2 separate regions of the Mus musculus genome follow, and region 1 is linked to region 2. The links are chromatin loops, found by intact Hi-C in ENCODE. Cell type or tissue: heart. All regions are shown on one strand. Each heading gives the region's core, and the rest is flanking DNA. Links, peaks and the distances in the headings are about the cores only.

What was found. Peaks named below come from ENCODE experiments on the same cell type or tissue, not always from the same donor. Only the 100,000 strongest peaks of a DNase experiment are listed, where the experiment ranks them.
Region 1: it touches region 2 in a loop (3-fold over the local background); 14 of 42 quality-filtered maps call a loop at or near these places.

Annotation. Positions count from the first base shown.
Region 1 is chr13:55,175,537-55,181,840 of GRCm38, reverse strand. No RefSeq gene overlaps it. Among named protein-coding and RNA genes, the nearest start is that of Fgfr4, 26 kb to the right of the region's middle. In heart, for the core only: CTCF peaks have their summits at 3,036 (motif pointing right) and 3,771 (motif pointing left); DNase peaks (open chromatin) are centred at 3,050 and 3,560.
Region 2 is chr13:55,102,054-55,108,357 of GRCm38, reverse strand. Zfp346 (zinc finger protein 346) reads right to left here and starts at 3,049. Exons shown (of 7, transcript NM_012017.2): 1 at 2,840-3,049. The coding sequence starts at 3,014. In heart, for the core only: a CTCF peak has its summit at 2,918; DNase peaks (open chromatin) are centred at 2,227 and 3,077; H3K4me3 peaks cover 1,689 bases; H3K27ac peaks cover 1,871 bases.

The DNA of each region.
Region 1 (6,304 bases), core at 1,631-4,130, 73 kb before region 2:
AGTCTATCTTAAAAACAAATTGACTGGGCTGGTGAGATGGCTCAGTGGGTAAGAGCACCCGACTGCTCTTCCGAAGGTCCTGAGTTCAAATCCCAGCAACCACATGGTGGCTCACAACCATCCCTAACGAGATCTGACTCCCTCTTCTGGTGTGTCTGAAGACAGCTACAGTATACTTACATATAATAATAAATAAATCTTAAAAAAAAAAAACAAATTGACAAGAGTCACCACTTTTAATCCCAGCATTCAGGGAGGACAGAGGCTGGAGGATCTCAGTGAGTTTCAGGACAGCCTGGTTTACAAAGAGAGTTACAGGACAGCCAGGGCTCAGGAAAAAGAAAAAAAAAAAAGCAAAACAAACAGAACAAAACAAAACAAAACAAACAAACAAACAAACACCCTGGCAAATGGGAAAGGAAACGCTGCTTGCATTGGGCGCCTTTGACTGGACTTAGGTGACTTGGCAAAGCCTCGGCTTCCTCCTTCCTTATCCGAGCTCTCCCGAGCAAGTGCAGCTACTGCAACAGCGTTCCTATGCTGCTGACGCCAGTGCCGTCCTGGGCGGGATGGGTACCCGTTCCATCCACCTTACAGATACTACTAGGCAGGTTATTATGATGATCATGTTAATCCTCTTTGTCAACTGTTGTATGACAAAGCTTTTCCTGGGGAGATGTCTTAGTTAGGGTTTTGCTGCGGTGAACAGACACCATGACCAAGGCAACTCTTTTTTTTTTTTTTTTTTTTTTTTTTTTTTGGTTTTTCGAGACAGGGTTTCTCTGTAGCCCTGGCTGTCCCAGCACTCGGAAGGCAGAGACAGGCGAATTTCTGAGTTCGAGGCCAGCCTGGCAGCCTGGTCTACAAAGTGAGTTCCAGGACAGCCAGGGCTATACAGAGAAACCCTGTCTCGAAAAAACCAAACCAAACCAAACCAAACCAAACCAAACCAAACCAAACCAAACCAAGGAAACATGATCTCGCCTGCATAGTGGAATGTTTCAATCCTAGAGGAAACTTTCACAACATCAACTTGACTCCATGGAAATGCATCTATAGGCCTGTCTACAGAGCTGTTCCTAGAAAGATGGAGAGTGAGAAACACCAGAGTTCATCTTCTGATGCTTTCTGGTTGTGGGTGCCACATGACCACTCTCCTGCCGCCATGCTGTCTCGGACTGTACCCTCCCACCATGAGCCTGAACAAACCATTCCTTCCCTACTTGCTTGCTTCTGTCACAGCAGTGAGAAACTGGTATGCCCCCATCTTGCAGGAGAGAATGCTGAGTCACACAGGGTGACAGAGCCCTGCCTATAACTGGTAGGCCTGGGTATAACTGGCTGTTCTTATAACTGGGATGGTGGGAGGGCACAGAGACCTTGGCTCAAAGCTCACCTCTTCCTCTGGTAGCTAGCTCCCCAACTTTGCATCTAAGCTTCCTCCTCCGTGAAGTAGGTTGGCAGGTCTCACAGCTCAGCTTCCTACCAGAAGCTGGGAAGTTGGATGTTGGAGGGGTAGGCCTGAAATGTATCCAGAGCTGGCATAACACACACAAGTAAGAAGAGTTCCCCTGGGCTGAAGAGTACCGACTGCTCTTCCAGAGGTCCTGAGTTCAATTCCCAGCAACCACGTGGTGGCTCACAATCATCTGTAATGGGATCTGATGCCCTCTTCTGATGAGTCTGAAGAGAGCAATGATGTGCTCATATTCATAAAATAAATAAATAAAGGAGAAGAGGAAGAAGAGGAGGAGGAGGAGGAGGAGGAGGAAGTTCTCCCTAAGGAGGTCAGTCAGAGGCCTGATCCTTGTCTTGGCTCCAGAAAAGCTAAAGCCAGAGATTGAGAGCCCTAATGCAGGCAGAACCAGCTTGGAGTAAGGTCTCAAGAATCCAAGCCTCCACCTTCTATCTCCCATGTGCCCCTGCCAGCTCCATCTAAACTGCCAGCTCGTACCAGGCAGCTCTGTGGGACTCTTTCCAAACATATGCGCTATCATGACATTTGCTGCTGAAAACCTCACCTTCCACCCTTTGCCAGATACTCAACCCCTTGCCAAGGCCCCTGAGATCTATTGGCACAGCTCTGGCAACTCTAGTTTTCTTTCCAGTCCTTGGCTTCTCCCGTCTCCTTAGAGATACCTTGGCCTTTGCACTTGCTGTTCCCACTCTGTGAGACACTTTTTCCCACTGTCTTAGTTAAGGTTTTACTGCTGTGAACAGACACCATGACCAAGGCAACTCTTAAAAAGGAAAACATTTAATTGGGGCTGGCTTACATGTTCTGAGGTTCAGTCCATTATCATCATGGTAGGAAGCATGGCAGCATCCAGGCAGACATGACAGGCATACCGACTGAGCTGAGAGTTCCTCAGGAATCAGGAGACTGTGTGCCACACTGGGTGTAGCTTGAGCATAGGAGACATCAAAGCCTGCCCCCACTGACACACCTCCAACAAGGCCACACCTCCTAATAGTGCCACACCCTATAGGCCAAACAGTCAAACACATGACTTTATGGGGACCATACCTATTCAAATCACAACAACATCCATGGCTATTGCAGAGATACAGGGAATTTCTGGTTGGAGGCACCATGTGGGAGCACCCATGCAGGGGGCTGGGGCTGAGGAGGACCAGACTGAAATCCTGAGTCATGTTAAGGGCCATGGACCCCAATCCTGAAGTCAGTGGAGGGTTTTGAGTAGACGCAGTTGCTTAGCACCTCCCCCAAGCATGGATTAGAAACTTGTTTCTGAAGAAAACTGTCTCCCAGGGAAGTCTGGAGAGAGGGTTCAGTGGTTAAAAACACTTGCTGCTCTTGCTTGGGGACCAAGGGCTCCATCCTGTCCCTAGGTGATCCGATGATCCTGTCCGACTTCTGCAAAGCGCACATACATGCAAGCAGATGAAACATTCACACACGTGAAATAAAATAAACAGTTGAAAGAAAACTGTCCTCCAAGAATGTCCTGATGACCACAAGTTGGATATATTGTATATCCCAATACAAACCACCTCTGAACCAGGCCAAAACAAGATGTTGCATTTCCTGTGGCTACCAGGAGGTGGCACCAACACCCCAGTATGTCACCCTTGACTCTGTTCTGATTGCCTTCACAAACCAGAGACTGGAGAAGAAAAGGGGGTGGGGGTGGGGGGAGGGTAAGGAAAATGACCAGGAGCAAAGCCCAGGATGATGGAGCCAGAGTGGTGCTGTGTACATTTTTTTTCTCTTTCTTTCTTTCTTTCTTTCTTTCTTTCTTTCTTTCTTTCTTTCTTTCTTGGCGTAGCAAAACATGTGGGTCTGGAGTGTGTTTTTCTGTTTTCACCATCATCTGCCCCACAGGCCCCTAAATCACTCACATTGCCCTGTGAGTATTGAGCAAATGCTGTAGTCCTGAGCTGTCCCACATCCCTGCCCGTAGCCCTGGATGGCCTAGAACTCACTATGTGGACCAGGCGAGCCTCCTACTCGGTCATAGAGATCTTGCCTCTGCCTCAAGGGTGCTGTGACTAAAGGCTCCTTTTTGGCAAGTTCTTTATGCCTGACTTGGAAACTCCTGGTCCAAGCTGGAGCCTTGGGATTCCGGAGGTCTAGGCCTCAGGCCAGGGGATGGGAGAGGGAGTGAGTTGTGGCTCTTTCTGGGGCTGGTGAGAAAAGCAGCTCAGTGGCTAAGAGCACTGGCTGCTCTTCCAGAGGTCCTGAATTTAATTCCCAGCAACCACATGGTGGCTCACAACCATCTATGGGGGAATCTGATGCCCTCTTCAGGCAGGCAGGTGTATGTGCAGCAGAGCACTCATACATTAAATAAATAAAATTAAAACAAACAAACAAACAAACAAACAAAAACTACTCTCTGGCTCCTTGCTTTTGTCTCCAGAGGAAGTCATGTCCCAGTTCCCAGCTGTGTCTCTAGGCATAACTAAGTCTATCAACCACCTCACTGGGCTCTCTGGTCTCTTCACTGGCCTGCTACAGTGGGCTTCATCTGATGCCCTGTTCTTTTTCACTCTGTCTACATGAGTGACCTGGAGCTCCTCAGATCTCCCTGTCCCTGCCTGCCATGTTCTGGGCCTTTGCAGAGCCTGCTCCCTCTCTTTGGAATGGTCTCCCTCCCACTCTCTCAAGACAGGCACTGGCCTGCAACTCAGGTTTGATTCCCTCATGGAGCGCTTCCCGAAGGCTCATCATGATCTGTCTTGCAGGATTGTCAAGTGGTTGACCTGCAGGGTTCTCTGTTTAATCATAGTCAGTACTTTCTTGGTTGTTTATTTCACTGGAAACTCCTGGGGGGCGGGGAGCAAGCCTATCTATCTGTCTTCACTCCTGCGGGCAGGGACCAGGCCATCTTCACGGCATGCACAGTGACTGAAAAAATGTCTGGTGGAGAGAGTACTCGCAGGCATTGGGGGCACTGAGGTCACTTCCTCAGAAACATCAATAACTGATCTTGTATTTCTCTTCTTTTGTTTGGTTTTGAGGTAAAATTGTACCTGGAACTCACTTTGTAGTCCAGGTTACCCTCCAACTCACAACAATCCTCCTGTCTCAGCCTCCTAAACTACTGGGAATATAGGCTTAAGCCATCATACACCCCCTTCTTTCTTTTTCAGTGTTTCAGACAGGATCATTATTATCATTATTATTATTATTATTAAAACTTTTTATTATACTTTATGCATTTGTGTGAGCATGAATGTGTATGTAAAGGTCAGATGATAATTTATGGGAGTTGGTATTCTTTTTTCCACCATGTGAGACCCAGAGAATTGAACTCAGGTGATAAGGCTAGCTCACAAATGCCTTTCTCTGGTAAATCACCCCTCTGACCTGAGTCAGGGCCTTATGTAGCCGTAGGTGGCCTTGAACTCCCGATCCTCTTTCATTTCCCTCCCAGGAGGATACAACTGCTGTCCCAGTCATTACCTGCTTACTGTTCCTAAGTCCCTGAAAGGTACTCAGGAGATAGCTCAGCAGTTAAGAGCAATGACTGCTCTTCTGAAGGTCCTGAGTTCAAATCCCACAACTACATGGTAGCTCACAACCACCTGTAATGAGATCTGACTAATTAATAATAATTATTATTTATAATAATAAATAAATCTTTTTTTTAAAGTCACTGCAAACACCCACTTAGGGTCCACATGCTTTTGTTTATGCAGGGGTAGGAACCGAATCCAGGTCTCTGTGTATGCTAGGCAGGCACTCTACCAACTGAGCTACATCCCAGCACCTTGGCTTTTTCCATTCTGAAGTACAAGGTTGAGGTCATTTCCTAACAGTCTCGCAAAGACTTCCTTCCCTTCCCTCCCTCCCTTCCTTTCTTCTCCAATGTAGATCACACCCAAGGATCTCACTAAACGGCATCCACTATCAGAACATCTAGAACAGTCCCGTTTTTGTTTTTGCTTGGGACAAGGCCTCACTGTGTACTCCTGGCTGTAACTCTGTAGAGCAGGCTGACCTCAATCTCACAGGGCGCCTCCCTCTTTGAGTGCTGGGATTTGGGGTGCGCACCCTCATCTGAGCAGAGGAGCCCTTTGTTGAAGGCTCTAAACCATTGGTTCTCAACCTATGGTTCTTAACTTGGGGGGTATCAAATGACCATTTTACGGGAATAGAATATAATATCCTGCATATCAGATATTTACATTATAATTCATAATGGTAGTAAAAAATTATAGTTAGGAAGCAACAATGAAATAAATTTGTGGTTGTGGGGTCACCACAATGCAAGGTAAAAGGTCATAGCATCAGGACCTCTGTGTGGTGTGCTCAGATCATAGGCATACATAGCACATCTTTTTTTTTTTTTTTTTCCAAGACAGGGTTTCTCTGTGTAGCCCTGGCTGTCCTGAAACTCACTTTGTGACCAGGATGGCCTTGAGCTCAGAAATTCGCCTGCCTCTGCCTCCTGAGTGCTGGGATTAAAGGCGTGCACCACCATGCTGGCTTCTTTTTTTTTTTTTTTTTTTTTTTTTTTTTGGTTTTTTGAGACAGGGTTTCTCTGTGTAGCCCTGGCTGTCCTGGAACTCACTCTGTAGACCAGGCTGGCCTCGAACTCAGAAATCCGCCTGCCTCTGTCTCCCAAGTGCTGGGATTAAAGGCATGCACCACCACGCCCGGCAGCTGTCTTTTTTTTTTTTTTTTTTTAAAGATTTATTTATTTATTTTATATATGAGTACACCATTGCTCTTTTCAGACACACAGGAAGAGGGCATCAGATTCCATGGTGGGGGTGAGCTTGAACATGTGGTTGCTGGAATTTGAACTCAGGACCTCTGGAAGAGCAATCTGTG
Region 2 (6,304 bases), core at 1,468-3,967:
CACTAATTATTATGCTCACATGTATGTAAGCAGCTGCTGTGTTCTCTGCTTTAAGGTCCAGGGCACACTTCCCCAAGGCCACTGCCCTTTGCTGCATCTCCTATTCTGAGGCACCCCTCTTCCCTTCTCCCCTTACATTATACAATAACTGTGAAGTGGGAATTTAAGGGTTCTTTGGAGTTAGTTGTGTCGCATAGTGTCTTGCTGGGGCAAACACATGAAGGAGTGTTTTCCTGAAGTGGACACAGGTGAAAGGCTAAGGCAGACTCGTGAAGGAACATTTTGCTGAAGCAGACACAGTAGAGAGGATGTTCAGCTAAAGCAAGCACGTGAAAGGACTCATGATGAAAGATTCTTTGCTAATGACTCACATGTGTTGGTCGGCCTTACACTGTGTAGTTGAGCTGCATCTGTCAGGACTCCTCAGACTCTGGCTGCTTGGATGCACGTGCTGAGGCAAGGCACGTGGAGGACACATGATGTTGGGAGGCTATAAATAGGACTCTATCAAGTGATGGAGACAGAGCTTGGCTTGCTGGCACAGCTAAGCTGCAATGTTTGTAGGTCTCTTGTCTTCACTGATCTTCGATTCCCTGAGAGAGGCACAGCTGAGAACTTCTGGTGTCCCTGCTGTCCCTCCTGCTGACTCGAGCCGAGGCTGAGGCCTGGCTGTCTCTGCTAGGTCGTGTCACCACAGTTGCTAACCCGACTCTACCAGACTGGAAGGCTGGTGTATCCATGACGTGTTTGCAAGTGGACTGAGCTGCTGTCGACTGCTAACCTGTGAACTGAACTGCTGATTTCCAGATAACATAGACAGGCGTTGTTCCAAAGAACCTTTCTAAACCCGTCCACTTCCCCTGTATCCTTTCTTTTCCACTACCTTTGGTGGGTGGTGGGTTACAAGGGAGGTTAAAACATTTAAGAACCATCATTAAAAGTAAAATTTAAAAAACGAAAGTTATACAACTGTTTTGGTGTTTGCCTCCAGGACGGACTGCAAGCTACTCCAGAGTAAGAACAGCATCGTCTTCATCCCTAAGGCTCTGAGGTCCAGCTGGCCCTGGGAATGTCAAATTCATGAAAGGAAATCTGGGTCAAGGAGACAACTTTGTACTACAATTTTTTTTGAGGCAAGAGTCTTATTTATCCCATGCTTCTCTCAAACTTTTTTTCCCTCCCTGAGACAGTTTCTTTGTGTAGCTCTGGCTGTTCTGGAACTGTCTCTGTAGACCAGGCTGCCCTCGAACTAAGAGACTCAACCAAGTGCTGGGATTAAACGCATGTGCCAGAACTGCCTGGTTCAAACTCAGTATATAGCTGAAGCTGGCTTGAATTCTTGATCCTATCTCAACCACTTGAGTGCTGAAAATGACATGTATCTGCTACCACAACTGGCTCAAAAAAATGTTTAAAAGTACAAAAGTAGAGACTCAGAAATGGCATATACATTTATTAGGAGCCAGACTTAACAGTATTAGATTGGGGATGCATACACTTAAATTCGACGTATCTTGGGGTCAGAGAGATGGTTCAGTGGTTAAGGCCATGTACTGCTTTTGTAGAGAACCAGGGGTTCAGTTCTCAACACCCACATGGTAGCTTATAATGGTACCTCGAGTTTCGGGGGATATGATACCTTCTTCTTATATCTTTGGGTACCTGTCATTCATATACACATACATGCAAGCAAAACACTCATCACATAAAATAAAAACATATTAAAAATTTAAATATATCTCCCTTTAATATGGTAAAAAAAAAAAAAAATCCCAATTTTATCCAGGGCAAGCAGTTCACAAACACATTAAACTTCCCAAGATTAGTCTGCTCAGCAAGCAAAATAACCAGGGAAAGACTTCTCTGCAGGGACCTGATAGGTTAGCACAGAAACCCAGATAACAGTTCTTGTACATTTGGGTTAGTATTAAGTAGCTAGCTCGGGAAGGGACTCTGAAAAGAGAAAGAGGCCAGCTCGCCCTGCACTCCTCTAGTATCCTTGTTACCCACCCAGTTTTGGTTCAAACAGAGCCATCTGGTAAGGTTCTGCCCAGAAGTGCACCCTGAGTGAGTATACACTGTTCTCCACAACTCTGCATCGAGTGTGAGATGAAGCAGTCAGAGGCAAGATGAATACCTAAGCTTCCCCGCCTCCTGGGCCTCCTCAGTGGAAAAAGCTGTTGGCAACAGACACAGAAATACGGTTTTGAAGGACATAGTGGTGCAAGCCAGCGATGCCCACACTGAGGCAGGGAGACCCATGCAAGTTCAAGGCCAGCCAAGTCTACCAAGGAAGAAACATGGCAAACCAGGACGCAGTCATCAAGCCCAGGAGCTGGGATTCAAGAAGACCTTCCAGAGCTCACGTTGGTCCTCCCTCTCACTAGGAAGGATGAGGGCAGGAGGTCCACCACGAGTTGGAACAGTGAGAGGCGTCGCAAAATAAATGTAATAATAATGAAGTAAATTAAATAAAGCTATTCGGATCTGTCAGAACCATAGGGCTTTGAGAGGAAAGAGAAGCAATGTGGAGTTGTGGAATTAAAGACAGACAGGGACGGGGGCTGGCTCGCCTACGAGTCAGGCTGGGAAAGTCCTGTCGCTGTCTAAGAGGACAAGACCTAGAATGGGGGGAAACTGTTCGCAAGTGAACGCCCTGGAAAGGAGGACGGACAAATTCCGCAGGGTAACGAGTTACTAGGTCCAGCACCCTTCGCGAGAGCGAGCTCGCAGCTCCGGAACGTCGTGCAGAGGCTGGCGGGCGCCAGGGGAGTGACAGGAGGCAGGGCCATCCCATCCCGCCTCGGTCCAGCCGCCAACCCCGGAGCCCCCGACTCACCTTCCTCCCTCCCCGCCGGCTGCGCACCGGACACAGCTTCCCACAGGCGACGCGCCCTCTCGCGGTCAAAGCGCACTCCGTCCGGTTCCCGACCCTCCGGCTCCTCGGAGCCCTTGTACGGTCCGGCTTCTCCAGGGTCCGCAGCATCCGTAGCATCGGGCGCAGGACACTCCATCTTTCCGGCAAGACGCGCCGTTAAGAAGCTGCGCATGCGGCCTGCTACCACGAGCAGTGGGTGGGCGGGGATTTGACCCGGCCAGCAACTCTCGCGAAGTTTGGGCTCTGCAGAGTCCCGCTGGGGCGGGGCCCTGAGGGGGCGGGGCCCAGAGGAGGCGGGGCCCAGAGGCTCATTTTGTTTTGGTTCCTCTGGCGCCTTAGGAGTCCAGTGAATTGGAAAAAAACGGTTCATGTTGATCACTTCTTAGCTCAGGGCTCTCAGTTTTGCTCAAGGTGAGCCACTGACGGACACTTGTCATTTCCTTTTTCTATATGTGGAAAATTATCTCCCATTTCTTTTCTTTTTTCTTTTTGGTTTTTCGAGACAGGGTTTCTCTGTGTAGCCCTGGCTGTCCTGGAACTCACTCTGAAGACCAGGCTGGCCTCGAACTCAGAAATCCTCCTGCCTCTGCCTCCCGAGTGCTGGGATCAAAGGCATGCACCACCATGCCCGGCAATTTCTCCCATTTCTTTGGAAGAGAACCTAAGACCCAGATTCTAGAAATGTTTTACTTAGCTTATTAAAGCAGACATAATGGTACAGCTCTTCATCTCAATACACAGGAGGTGGAGGATATAAGATTAGGAGCTTGAGGCCAGCCTGGGCTACCTGAGACCCTGTCTAAGAAGCACTTACTAATGGCTGAGCACGGTGGCTCATACTTGCTATTCCAAAATTTGGGAGACTAAGGTTAGAGAAATGCACATTTGAGAAAAAAAAGACATTGTTCGAGAAAAAGATAGTTAAGGCTGTGGTCAAAGTACTCTGGAGGACGCAAGACGACCAGGAGTTCAAGACAAACCTCTGCTCCAATAATAGATCATCTCTCAACGAAACAAAACACACCCACAAAACAAACAAAAACCCAGACAATAATAAGGTTGGATGTGGTGCCTGCCTGTAATTATATCACTCTGGAGGCTGAGGCAGGAGGATTGTCATGATGTATTTGAGGCTAGTGTTGGGAGCCATCTTCACTTTATGGGGTCTGGATGAGAGAGTTAGAGCTTCTCCTTGGTCTGCAGTATCTGATAAGTTCTTGGGCTTGTTCTCAGTTCATTCCCAATAAGTTTATGAGGTAGCATCCTCTGTTCTCAGGAATAAGTCGTTTATCAATCTCTGCCGATGAGTGGTGCCGAGCAAATAGGAGTTTGGGTCCACTGAGGAATACAGTTTACTTCTACCCTCAAGGTGGAGACACAGGCTGCTTGTAAAATGGAATCTTGGTCCATTTTACACGGTAGGAAACAAAACAAAACACTGTTTTACATGATAATGAGGTAAAATAGGGCACTGCTGGTCTTATATTGCTGTAATATTAGTTTTATTATTATTATTACTGTTATTGTTATTATTATTTGTTGTTATATTTTTGAGACAGGACCTATGTAGCCCTGGCTGTCCTGGGACTTACTATGTAGACCCAACTGGCCTTGAACTCATAAAGATCTACCTGCTTCTGCCTGCCAAGTGCTGAAACTAAGACTAAAGGTGTGTACTGCCATGCCTAGCTTTAGGTATCACTTTGAGGCACTGTAAAAAGGCAGAAAATTGAGGCGACCTTGGAGTGACAGAAGCCCCTGACCCAGGGGTCTAGTTTGCTTTTCCTGTTCACTCAGAGTTGGGTAATTTCAAAATAATCCAAGAAGCCAAGGTTGCTATAGTGATAGTGCTTATCTTCCTAAAGACATCTTAGAGGAAGAAACTAGAAACAACTGACTGAGCTGGTGGGATAGGCCAGTCACCCCACAGCTTGGCACATAGAGTTGGAAGGTCAGGAGTTCAAGGCCAATCTGAGATACACAAACTGACTCGTAACAGCAGAAAAGGGCTCTAGGGCTCAGCCTGTAAAGGTGCTTGCTACCAAGCCTGACATCCAGTGTTTGATCCCTGGGGCTCTTACATGATGTAAGTGTCACTAGCAGTTGGGGTTGCATGGGTAGGGACAAGGCCTCTTATCCAAAGAACTGAAGAAGGAGGCGCCATGACTAAGAATGACATACAGAAAGAAGCATTGATTTTGGCTTACAGTTCCAGAGCGAGAGTTCATAGTGGGAAGGAGGCACGGCAGCAGGTGGTCCCCCAGATCAGACATCACTTAGATGTCACAACCCACAACAGCTTGCAGAAGCAGAGTGAGAACTGGTGTGGGGCAAGCTCTAAACTCTCAAAGCCCACCAGAGTGCTGTACTTCCTGTAGAGAGACTCTACCCACTAAAGTTTCCACTACTTCTCCCAACAGCAAAACCAGCTAGAGAGGCCAGGCATGGTGTCGCTCGCCTTTAATCCCAGCACTTGGGAGGCAGAGGCAGGTGGATTTCTGAGTTCGAGGCCAGCCGGATCTATAGAGTGAGTACCAGGTCAGCCAGGGCTATACAAAGAAATCCTGTCTCAAAAAACCAAATAAATAAATAAATAAACACACCAAACAAAACAGTTAGGAACCAAGTGTGAGCCTGTGGGAGAGAGAGATTTCTGGGCACAGATTGATTTGCAAAAAAAAAAAAAAAAAAAAAAAAAAGATAAACTTTACTTGAAGCCAAGCAATAATACATTTTACAGAAGATACATGGTTATAATTGACAGTAGATCACATGAGTGAGGGCACTCAAGGACCCAGAATGCACTCTGGGGTCTGTCTTTCTTGGGTCTTGAGGACAGGCTGATTACTCCGGGCTGTAGTTGGTGGTTGTCTGTTGTGATTGGTAGATTAGGCCCTGCATTGACAGGTATCTGCATCTAGTTTGCACACACAACTATGCATAAGTTAATAGAGGATTCTCGTGGAGAGTTCTGTAGATAGTTTGTTCTGCCTCACATCATCCAAAATGTGGGAAGCCACATGTGCCGTTGCTGAGTGGCACTGACTACTGATGGCCACCATGCATAAGATTGGACAAACAACCAATGTGTACATATGCAGTAAAGTTTTTTGCAAAAACACTGCCTGGCCCAGGCATGATAATGAGGTATGATAATGAGGTTCTGTAAGGTACTGAGAGTATAACCAATCAGATGTGAGACATGCAAATGAGGTATGATAATGAGGTTCTGTAAGGTACTGAGAGTATAACCAATCAGATGTGAGACATGCAAATGAGGTATGATAATGAGGTTCTGTAAGGTACTGAGAGTATAACCAATCAGATGTGAGACATGCAAATGAGGTATGATAATGAGGTTCTGTAAGGTACTGAGAGAGAGTAGCCAATCAGATGAGGAACATGCAAATAAGGCTTAGTGCATAA